Linked DNA regions of Homo sapiens: all the other regions are linked to region 1. Evidence: chromatin contacts called from ENCODE Hi-C or POLR2A ChIA-PET data. All regions are on one chromosome and are shown on one strand. Each heading gives the region's core, a stretch centred on a gene start or an enhancer-like site at or near the end of the contact. The rest is flanking DNA. Distances are from core to core; before and after follow the strand shown.

Evidence for each region. Hi-C counts contacts between places; a loop is a spot of excess contacts on that map. ChIA-PET counts read pairs that join two places held with the same protein, here RNA polymerase II (POLR2A). Pooled maps may share reads with other maps.
Region 2: a map of naive thymus-derived CD4-positive, alpha-beta T cell shows a loop between it and region 1 (6-fold over the local background). The contact joins the promoter of RNF227 here to the enhancer-like site in region 1. A Hi-C loop is called at or near these places in 2 of 168 maps with a recorded cell type or tissue (naive thymus-derived CD4-positive, alpha-beta T cell and psoas muscle), 4 of 37 single-sample maps with no recorded cell type and 13 of 50 pooled maps. POLR2A ChIA-PET finds 5 or more read pairs at or near these places in 10 of 52 experiments (CD4-positive, alpha-beta T cell, CD8-positive, alpha-beta T cell, H1 and 6 more).
Region 3: a loop to region 1 is called in a pooled map, with 4 times the contacts of the local background. The contact joins two enhancer-like sites. A Hi-C loop is called at or near these places in 5 of 168 maps with a recorded cell type or tissue (CD14-positive monocyte, CD8-positive, alpha-beta T cell, left colon and 1 more), 2 of 37 single-sample maps with no recorded cell type and 12 of 50 pooled maps. POLR2A ChIA-PET finds 5 or more read pairs at or near these places in 8 of 52 experiments (AG04449, Caco-2, GM10248 and 4 more).

The regions. Positions count from the first base shown.
Region 1 is chr17:7,950,075-7,952,949 of GRCh38, reverse strand. No RefSeq gene overlaps it. Among named protein-coding and RNA genes, the nearest start is that of CNTROB, 19 kb to the right of the region's middle. Within about 2 kb of position 1,354, at least 5 of the 41 ENCODE cell types and tissues checked have a DNase peak (open chromatin) inside an H3K27ac peak, as active enhancers do.
Region 2 is chr17:7,914,845-7,917,719 of GRCh38, reverse strand. It overlaps RNF227 (ring finger protein 227), which reads left to right and starts at 1,431. Exons shown (of 2, transcript NM_001358699.2): 1 at 1,431-2,041; 2 at 2,143-2,875. The coding sequence starts at 1,525. The coding sequence ends at 2,198. RefSeq lists a silencer at 1,492-1,801 and an enhancer at 1,780-2,713.
Region 3 is chr17:7,988,537-7,991,411 of GRCh38, reverse strand. No RefSeq gene overlaps it. Among named protein-coding and RNA genes, the nearest start is that of GUCY2D, 13 kb to the left of the region's middle. Within about 2 kb of position 1,456, at least 25 of the 41 ENCODE cell types and tissues checked have a DNase peak (open chromatin) inside an H3K27ac peak, as active enhancers do.

The DNA of each region.
Region 1 (2,875 bases), core at 105-2,604:
GTTCTTAGGAGACAAAGTCCCAGGTCAACCCCCCATCTACACCCTGTGAAACCTGAGCTTCAAGAAGGCTGCACCTACTTTCTCTGCAAGTGAGTTTTTATGAACTCTTAAAATCTTTCATTCCCCCGCCCCCAGCATATTCCCACGACGATCCTGGGAGGAAAAAGTGGGGACTGCTTGACTGTGGGTTTTCTCTTCCTCCCCAGTCTCCTTGGTGGTCTTCAGATTTTAATGTGGATATAATATATACAGTTTTATTTTGTATTTATTTATTTTTTGAGATGGAGTCTCACTCTGTCGCCCAGGCTGGAGTGCAGTGGCGCGATCTCGGCTCACTGCAACCTCCACCTCCCAGGTTCAAGGGATTCTCCTGCCTCAGCCTCCCGAGTAGCTTAGATTACAGGCATGTGCCACCACACCTGGCTAATTTTTTGTATTTTTAGTAGAGATGGGGTTTTGCCAAGTTGGCCAGGCTGGTCTCAAACTCCTGATCTCAGGTGATCCACCCACCTCGGCCTCCCAAAGTGCTGGGATTACAGGCATGAGCCACCGAACCCAGCCAATATATACAGTTTTAAAAATCAACGTTGTTTTACTCACCTCATAACATGGTTAAGTCAGCATGATGCCTTTTTTGGATTGCGTTTAAAGAGCTGTTTCAGGGAATATTCTCCAGGCTGTGCTTCACGTCAAGAAAAATGTAGGGCATACTGACTGATGGCGGTAGGCGGGAATCCAGGAGATAATGAGGAGAATGAACTGGGTGTTCACTTTACCAGCTATTAAAAACCGTAGCAAACCATCACCTACCAATGATGATAGTGTGCCATGAATCTGAGAGTTTGGTCAAACCAGTGTTACATATTTAAGGTAAAAAATAGAAAAGTAAACATTTCCATACGTGGGTAAACAGACAGGGCTGGAAAAGCCCTCAAGCCTGGGGCTGCTCCTGCGCCAGTGTGCCTCCAGTTTCTCCGCTGGTGCATGCCAGAGAGTGGTCCTGTGCGGGGCTGAGGATCAAGCCGTTCTGACACAGCTGAGCAGGGCAACCCACATGTCTGGTCATTCATCTTCACCTTTTCTTCCTTTGCCCGTCCCCTGGGGGCTAGAAAGTTACTTAGGTGGAAGTAAAATGCAAACATTAGTACAAAACACTCTATGAATCCACATCCTATCATGTGTATAACTCAGGGTCAGATAGAAGGGCCCTGCCTTCTTCTCAGAATCTGGTAAACTCTGTCCCTCAAACACCCACCTCTTACCTGCCAACACCACTTTCAGAATTGTACCTGCCATCACCACTACCCTGCACCATGTGCCAGAGCTGAGAGCTGCGTGTGAGTCTCAAGGTAGGATATCCTCTTCCAGTTTCAGTTTGACTGAGTGCTTTTCAGTGTTTGTACCATGAATTTGGGGCCTTTTTAAATTTCATGTCTACGTTATTTTCTTCCCTAGTATTGTTTTTCTTTGTCCATTTTAGTGAGCATTTAAATGGAAGTTTTATAAACATGGTTTAGTTTTCTTGCCAGCAGTCTATTTTTTTTCAATTTCAACTCTCTTTTTTTTTTTTTTTCAGACAGAGCCTTGCTCTGTCACCCAGTCTGGAGTGCAGTGGCACAATCTTGGCTTACTGCAACCTCTGCCTCTCAAGTTCAAGTGATTCTCCTTCCTCAGCCTCCCAAGTAGCTGGGATTACAGGTGCCCACTACCATGCCCGGCTAATGTTTTGTATTTTTTAATAGAGACAGTGTTTCACCATGTTGGCCGGGCTGGTCTCGAACTCTTGGCCTCAAGTGATCTGTCTGCCTCGGCCTTCCAAAGTGCTGGGATTACAGTGTGAGCCACCACACCCAGCCTCAATTTCAACTTTTATTTTAGATGCAGGGCATACATGTGCAGGTTTGTTACGTGGGTATATTGCACCTAGGTAGTGAGCATAGTACCATTAGGTAGTGTTTCAACCCGCGTCCCCCTCCCTCCCTCCCTCCCTGCTCTGGGAGTCTGCAGTATCTGTTGTTCCCAAGTCTATGTTCACATGTGCTCAATGTTTACTCCCACTTAGGAGAACATGTAGTATGAGGTTTTCTGTTCCTGCACTAACGCGCTTAATTAAGATTATAGCCTTCAGCTCCATCCATGTTGCTACAAAGGACATTATTTCATTCTTTTTCATGGCTGTGTGGTATTCCATGGTGTATATGTACATTTTCTTTATCCAATCCACCCCTGATGGGCATCTAGGTTGATTCTATGTCTTTGCTATTAAGAACAGTGTGGTAATGAACATATAAATGCATGTATCTTGTTGGAATAATGACCTATTTTCCTTTGGGTATATATCCAGTGATGTGATCGCTGGGTGAAATGGTAACTCTTAAGTTTTATGAGAAATCTCTAAACTGCTTTCCATAGTGGCGGAACTTACATTCCCACTGACAGCTATATAAGCATTCCCTTTTCTCTGCAGCCTCGCCAGCATGTTGTTTTTTGACTTTTTAATAATAGTCATTCTGATAGGTATGAGATGGTATCTCATTGTGGGGTTTTGCATTAAATTGATTTGCATTTCTCTGATGATTATTAACGAGCATTTTTTCAAATGTTTGTTGGCTGCTTGCATGTCTTCTTTTGCGAAGTGTCTGTTCAGGTCCTCTGCCCATTTTTTAATGGAGGTATTTGTTTTTTGTTTGTTGATTTAAGTTCCTAATAGATTCTGGATGTTAGACCTTTGTCAAATGCATAGTTTGAGAATATTTTCTCCCATTCTGTAGGCTGTCTGTTTACTCTGTCGACAGTCTCTTTTGCTGTGCAGAAACTCTTTTGTTTAATTAGGACCCAGCACTCTAGTCTTTTACACGTTTTAAAGCTGTAAGCG
Region 2 (2,875 bases), core at 182-2,681, 35 kb after region 1:
TTGAAAATGTTGGGTACTGGCCGGGCGCGGTGGCTCACGCCTGTAATCCCAGCACTTTGAGAGGCCGAGGCGGGCGGATCACCAGGTCAGGAGATCGAGACCATCCTGGCTAACACATTGAAACCCCGTCTCTACTAAAAATACAAAAAATTAGCTGGGCGTGGTGGTGGGCGCCTGTAGTCCCAGCTACTCGGGAGGCTGAGGCAGGAGAATGGCATGAACCCGGGAGGCGGAGCTTGCAGTGAGCCGAGATGGTGCCACTGCACTCCAGCCTGGGCAACCCAGCAAGACTCCGTCTCAAAAAAAAAAAAAAAAGAAAAAAAAGAAAATGTTGGGTACTCAGAAGTTAATGTGAATTCAGTATAGGCTGGGGGCACAGGATAACAATAGTAGCTAATATAGTACTTACCTGGTGTTTTACTGTGTACTGGACACCATTTGAAGCACCTTACACATATAAGTTCATTCAGTCCTCATTATTATTATCCACATTTTTAAAACTAGGAAACCAAGGCCCAGAGAAATTAAGTAACTTGCTCAAAGTGTCACAACTAGTAAGAGGTGGAAGCTAGGATCTGAACTCAAGCCAGCTGGCTCTAGACTGTGTTATCACCCTCCATAACAGAACCTGGGCTGCAGGTCCAGGAGAGGAGGGTGAGGAGGCAGCTGTGTGTGGGTGTGGCACCATGAGGGGAATGTGGGTTGTGAGTACCATGTCCTGTTTACCAGTGGGAGAAGTCAGACCCCTGAGTCAGAACTTATGCTGGGGAGCTTTGCTGGGGCCATCACGATGTGTGGGTGTCCAGGCCTCCGGAAGGAAAGGATTCCCAGCATTCCTAAAGCCATGGTCCTGGCATCTAGGTCCCTCCTTAGGCTGAGATACCAGCTGAGAGTTAAGCAGTTTGGGGAGAATGAAGTTTAGGAAGCCAGCCTTACAAACAACACAGAGAGGTCATCTATAATGAGAATTGAGGGCAAAATCGATTCAAAGGCCCAGGGACCACTAAAGGTTGGGCAGAACGGGCCGTGTTTGGAAACTGGGTGGGATTGTGAAACTAACTGCGAGCAACTGAATAGGCGGAGGGGGCTTTAGAGACTTGTGCCAGTGACTGAGGGCTCAGGCGCAGAGAGAGACCCGGGGCTTTGTACATGGTAGAATTAAGGAGCGCTGGCGTTGCGTTGGGGGAAGAAGGAAAGCCCCACCCCGCTCCCCCGGGAGTAGGGAGGAATGGGTGCTTTGGCCCCCAGGGCTCCGGTCCTGGCATGGCCTGGGCCGCCTCCCCGACTCCATCATTGCTGTCATTCCCGGCCTCAAGCCTCCACCGCCCCCACACGTGCCGCCACAGGGAGCGGCCCGATCAAGGCGTGACGCTCCGAAGGGTGGGGCCTCACTTATTCCCCTATTTAAAGGGGAAAGAGGCCGCGGCGCCGGCCCCAGGACCCGACCCGGCCCCAGGAGAGTGTGCTCGTTCTGTTCACGGAGCTGGCCGCGTTAGCGACGTCCTCGAGTCCGCGGCGGGCACGATGCAGCTCTTGGTGAGGGTACCCTCTCTTCCGGAGCGGGGCGAGCTGGACTGCAACATCTGCTACCGTCCTTTCAACCTCGGGTGCCGCGCGCCCCGCCGCCTGCCCGGAACGGCGCGCGCCCGCTGCGGCCACACGATCTGCACCGCCTGCCTCCGCGAGCTGGCGGCGCGCGGGGACGGCGGCGGGGCGGCCGCGCGCGTGGTGCGCCTGCGCCGCGTGGTCACGTGCCCCTTCTGCCGCGCGCCCTCGCAGCTCCCTCGCGGCGGCCTCACGGAGATGGCTCTTGACTCGGACTTGTGGTCGCGATTGGAGGAAAAAGCGCGGGCCAAGTGCGAACGAGATGAGGCTGGGAACCCGGCCAAGGAAAGCAGCGACGCTGACGGAGAGGCGGAGGAAGAAGGGGAGAGCGAGAAGGGGGCGGGGCCTAGGAGTGCTGGGTGGCGCGCGCTCCGGCGGCTCTGGGACAGGGTCCTGGGGCCTGCGCGGCGCTGGCGGCGTCCGCTGCCTAGCAACGGTGAGGGGCTGCCCGGGGAGGATGCAGGGGAGAGAGCGCCGAGGAATACCGAGGTTCGTTGGCATGCTCCTGCTGCCACTAACCCTTCTTCTTTCCCCCAGTGCTCTACTGTGCGGAGATCAAGGACATTGGCCACCTGACCCGTTGCACGTTGTAACCGAGGAACTCGGAAGCTACAGCCGAAGGAAGGTGGGAGCTGCAGCCTCGCGGGGGCTGATGTCAAGACTACTCTCTCTCAGATCCCAGGATTGGCATGTGATGAGAGAGATGAGCCGAAGGCAGGAGGGAACGCCCTGGGAGGTGTTGATGCTGAGTTGGGGAGGCTCCTAGACGAACTCGCCCCCATCTACTGACTGTGCCAGTCTTACATTTTCAGGATGGAGTGGCCAAGGGATGATATAAACAAAGCCTACGTTACCGTGGGAAGAAGACAGACTGTTTTCTTAGCTGGGACGTTGGCTTTTGTCCAGGGTGGCTCTGGTGTGTGGGAGCAACAGGTCCCATTTTAGCAATTCTTTGTCAATGGTTTGAATTTTTTTTTTTTTTAAGATGGAACGGGAGAGAAGAGGCTAATTTTCGCGTCATGTTAATCTCACTTCTCTGGCATGTAAGGGTGCTGGTATGCCTGCTGTCTCCCCACTCCCAGTTCTGTGTTCCAGAAATTGAGATGGCTCCCTGCCTGTGACTATGATTAGGAGCCTTGCTTCATTTCAGAATCTCCCTTCAACCTGCTAGGGCAGGTATCAGAAATTCCAAAGGGCATTTATGTGAGGCACCTAATTAGAGCCTATCAAAGTAGGAAGGGAGAGCCATTTGAAAGGCATCATATTTCAA
Region 3 (2,875 bases), core at 207-2,706, 38 kb before region 1:
CCACCGCGCCCGGCCTCATTTTAGCCATTTTTAAGTGTACAGTTTAGTGGCATTAAGTACAGCCAAAATTTTTGTGTAACCATCACCACTACACCTGAAACTCTTCACCATCTCCAACAAAAGCTCTGTACCCATTAAACAACGACGGCCCCTCTAGTCTACTTTCTCCTGTATGAATTTACCTATTCTAAGTACCTCGTAGAGGTGGAATCATACAGGATTTGTCCTTCCGTATTTGGCTTATTTCACTCAGGGTAATGTTTTCAGGGTCCACCCACATTATAGCATGTGTAAGAATTTCATTCCTGTTAGAGGCTGAATAATACTCCATTGCATGGATGTACCACATTTTGGACACCAAGTTTTTTATTGTGAATGCAAGATTCTGGCATTAATGTTATTGAGGGTATTAATTTGAATATTTTAAGTACATTCTTGTACTTATAATTCGTGTACTCCATTCCGTTTGTTTGTTTGTTTGTTTGTTTTTTGTTTTTGAGACGGAGTCTCGCTCTGCCGCCCAGGCTGGAGTGCAGTGGCGCTATCTCGGCTCACTGCAAGCTCCGCCTCCCGGGTTCACGCCATTCTCCTGCCTCAGCCTCCCGAGTAGCTGGGACTACAGGCGCCCGCCACCAAGCCCGGCTCATTTTTTGTATTTTTAGTAGAGACGGGGTTTCACCGTGTTCGCCAGGATGCTCTCGATCTCTTGACCTCGTGATCCGCCCGCCTCGGCCTCCCAAAGTGCTGGGATTACAGGCGTTAGCCACCGCGCCCGGCCCGTGTACTCTATTCTTTAGCGGATTGCCCTTCTTTAACCACCTTTTTCAGGAGGCGGTAGGGCCTTACTTCGGGGTGATTGTCCGTTGACTCTTCACCCTGGGGAGTGGAGCTGGAGGCTGACGCGCTTGGAGGCTGGTGTGGGCTCCCTGGTCGTCCGCATGGATCATCTTTTGCTGCCTCCCCTCTCCTCTTCCGCCGACCCCCTCAGCTACCCCGTCTTGGTGCTAAGTGGATGCAGATGAGACAACGGGCACGTTTCCCTGCAGGGACCGGCTTAGCCGCCAGGGGGAGCCCCAAGGATAAGGCGCGAGGCGGCCGGGGCTCAGGTTGCGCAGGCACCGAGGGCACCTGGGCTCTTCCGCCCCCTGCTCTGTGAAGGCCAGGGTGCGGCAGGGCCACCCTCCCCGGAGTCTCTCTTCTTCTGGCCGCAGCGGGTAGACCGCAGAGTGGTCCGGGTGCAGCGGCGCCCGGGCAGCTGCGGAAGTGGCAGGGTTGGGGTGGCGGCTGGAGCGCCACGCGCGTTCCCTCTCCCGCTTCCGCACCCGCTTCTGCACCAGCCTCGGGCAGTCAGTCCCCCGGTGGTTTAGTGATGGAGGAAGCGAGGCGCGATCGGGCGGCGCTGGACATTCCTCAGCCCTGAAACCCTGATGCCCGGGGCCCGCTGCTTAGAGCTGGGGCTGGGCGGAGCTCTACTGGGGAGACCTTTCCACCTTCCTTTAGGGAGCCCCTCCTTTGCGCTGGGTGCTCAGCTCAGCACTGCGTGACTTTGCTCTCAACGAAGAACACATTTCCTCAAATTCCTCAGATTTTCAGTTCTGTTAGTAACATTCTCTCCAGCTTTATCATTTGCTGGAACAGATTTTTTTTTTTCCGAGACCGAGTTTCGCTCTTGTTACCCATGCTGGAGTGCAATAGCGCGATTTCGGCTCACTGCAACCTCCGCCATGCGCTAGCATGCCCGGCTAATTTTGCATTTTTTTTTTTCAGTAGAGACGAGGTTTCACCATGTTGGTCAGGCTGGTCTCGAACTCCTGACCTCAGGTGATCACCCACCTCGGCCTCCCAAAGTGCTGGGATTACAGGCGTGAGCCACCGCTCCAGGTCGGAACAGTTCATTTTTTAAACTGTCATACAATTACTTCTTTCTGATCATTTCCATGACGTGTGGGGAGAAAAGAGACAATTGTGGGGTACAATCCTTGAAACCAGAAATCAATGAAGTTATACTTGACCGGATTTTAACATTCTTCCGCATTATGGTTTTGTGTTTCCTCCTTTCTTCTTGTCTCTTTTTTGATAATTATAAACATTGATTCCTGGCTGGGCACAGTGGTTCCTGCCTGTAATCACCAGCATTTTGGGAGGCCAAGGCGGGAGGATCATTGAACCCAGGAGGTCGAGACGGCAGTGAACCTGATCACACCACTGCACTCCAGCCTGAGCAATAGAGCGAGACCCTATCTCAAAAAGAAAAAAAAAAGAGTCCTAATGATCTAGCACATTCTACATTCACTGCTTGATTCTGGGACATGTTTCGTTGGGGATTATAGTTCTGAATTACAAAGTATTACCGGAATGGGCTGTGATCAGGATTATAAATAGCAGCAATTACATGCTTTTTGAACTAGAAAAGATGTTCTAAATTGACCTAGATATATACAGACTATTGGGACACGTGGTGGATAAAAATTAAGGCCTAGTAGCTGGACTCTAAAAAACAATGTTTTCCACCAGGGGGAGCTGTAGACTATGTCTGAAGGTATTCAGATTCATGTCTTTGTCTTGTGCCACTTTTAAACGTGATTCTCCTGAATGGTACGTTCAGTGGGACCACAATACTAACCAGGCTAAGGCAGAAAGGTTGAATGGGTTCTTGTAACTGGAAACCTGAGCTACAGCGCTACCTTCAGGCACAGCTGGATTCAGGCATAGATGCCGCAGGCCTCAGGCTTTGCTCTCTTCTATGCTGGGCTTTATCCTCCCAAAGGCCCTCCCCTCATTGTGGCAAAACGGCTGCAACAGTGCTGTCCTTCATCCTCCCAGACTTAAATCCAACCAGCAAAGACCCCACTTACCTAATGGCTTCCACAAAAAT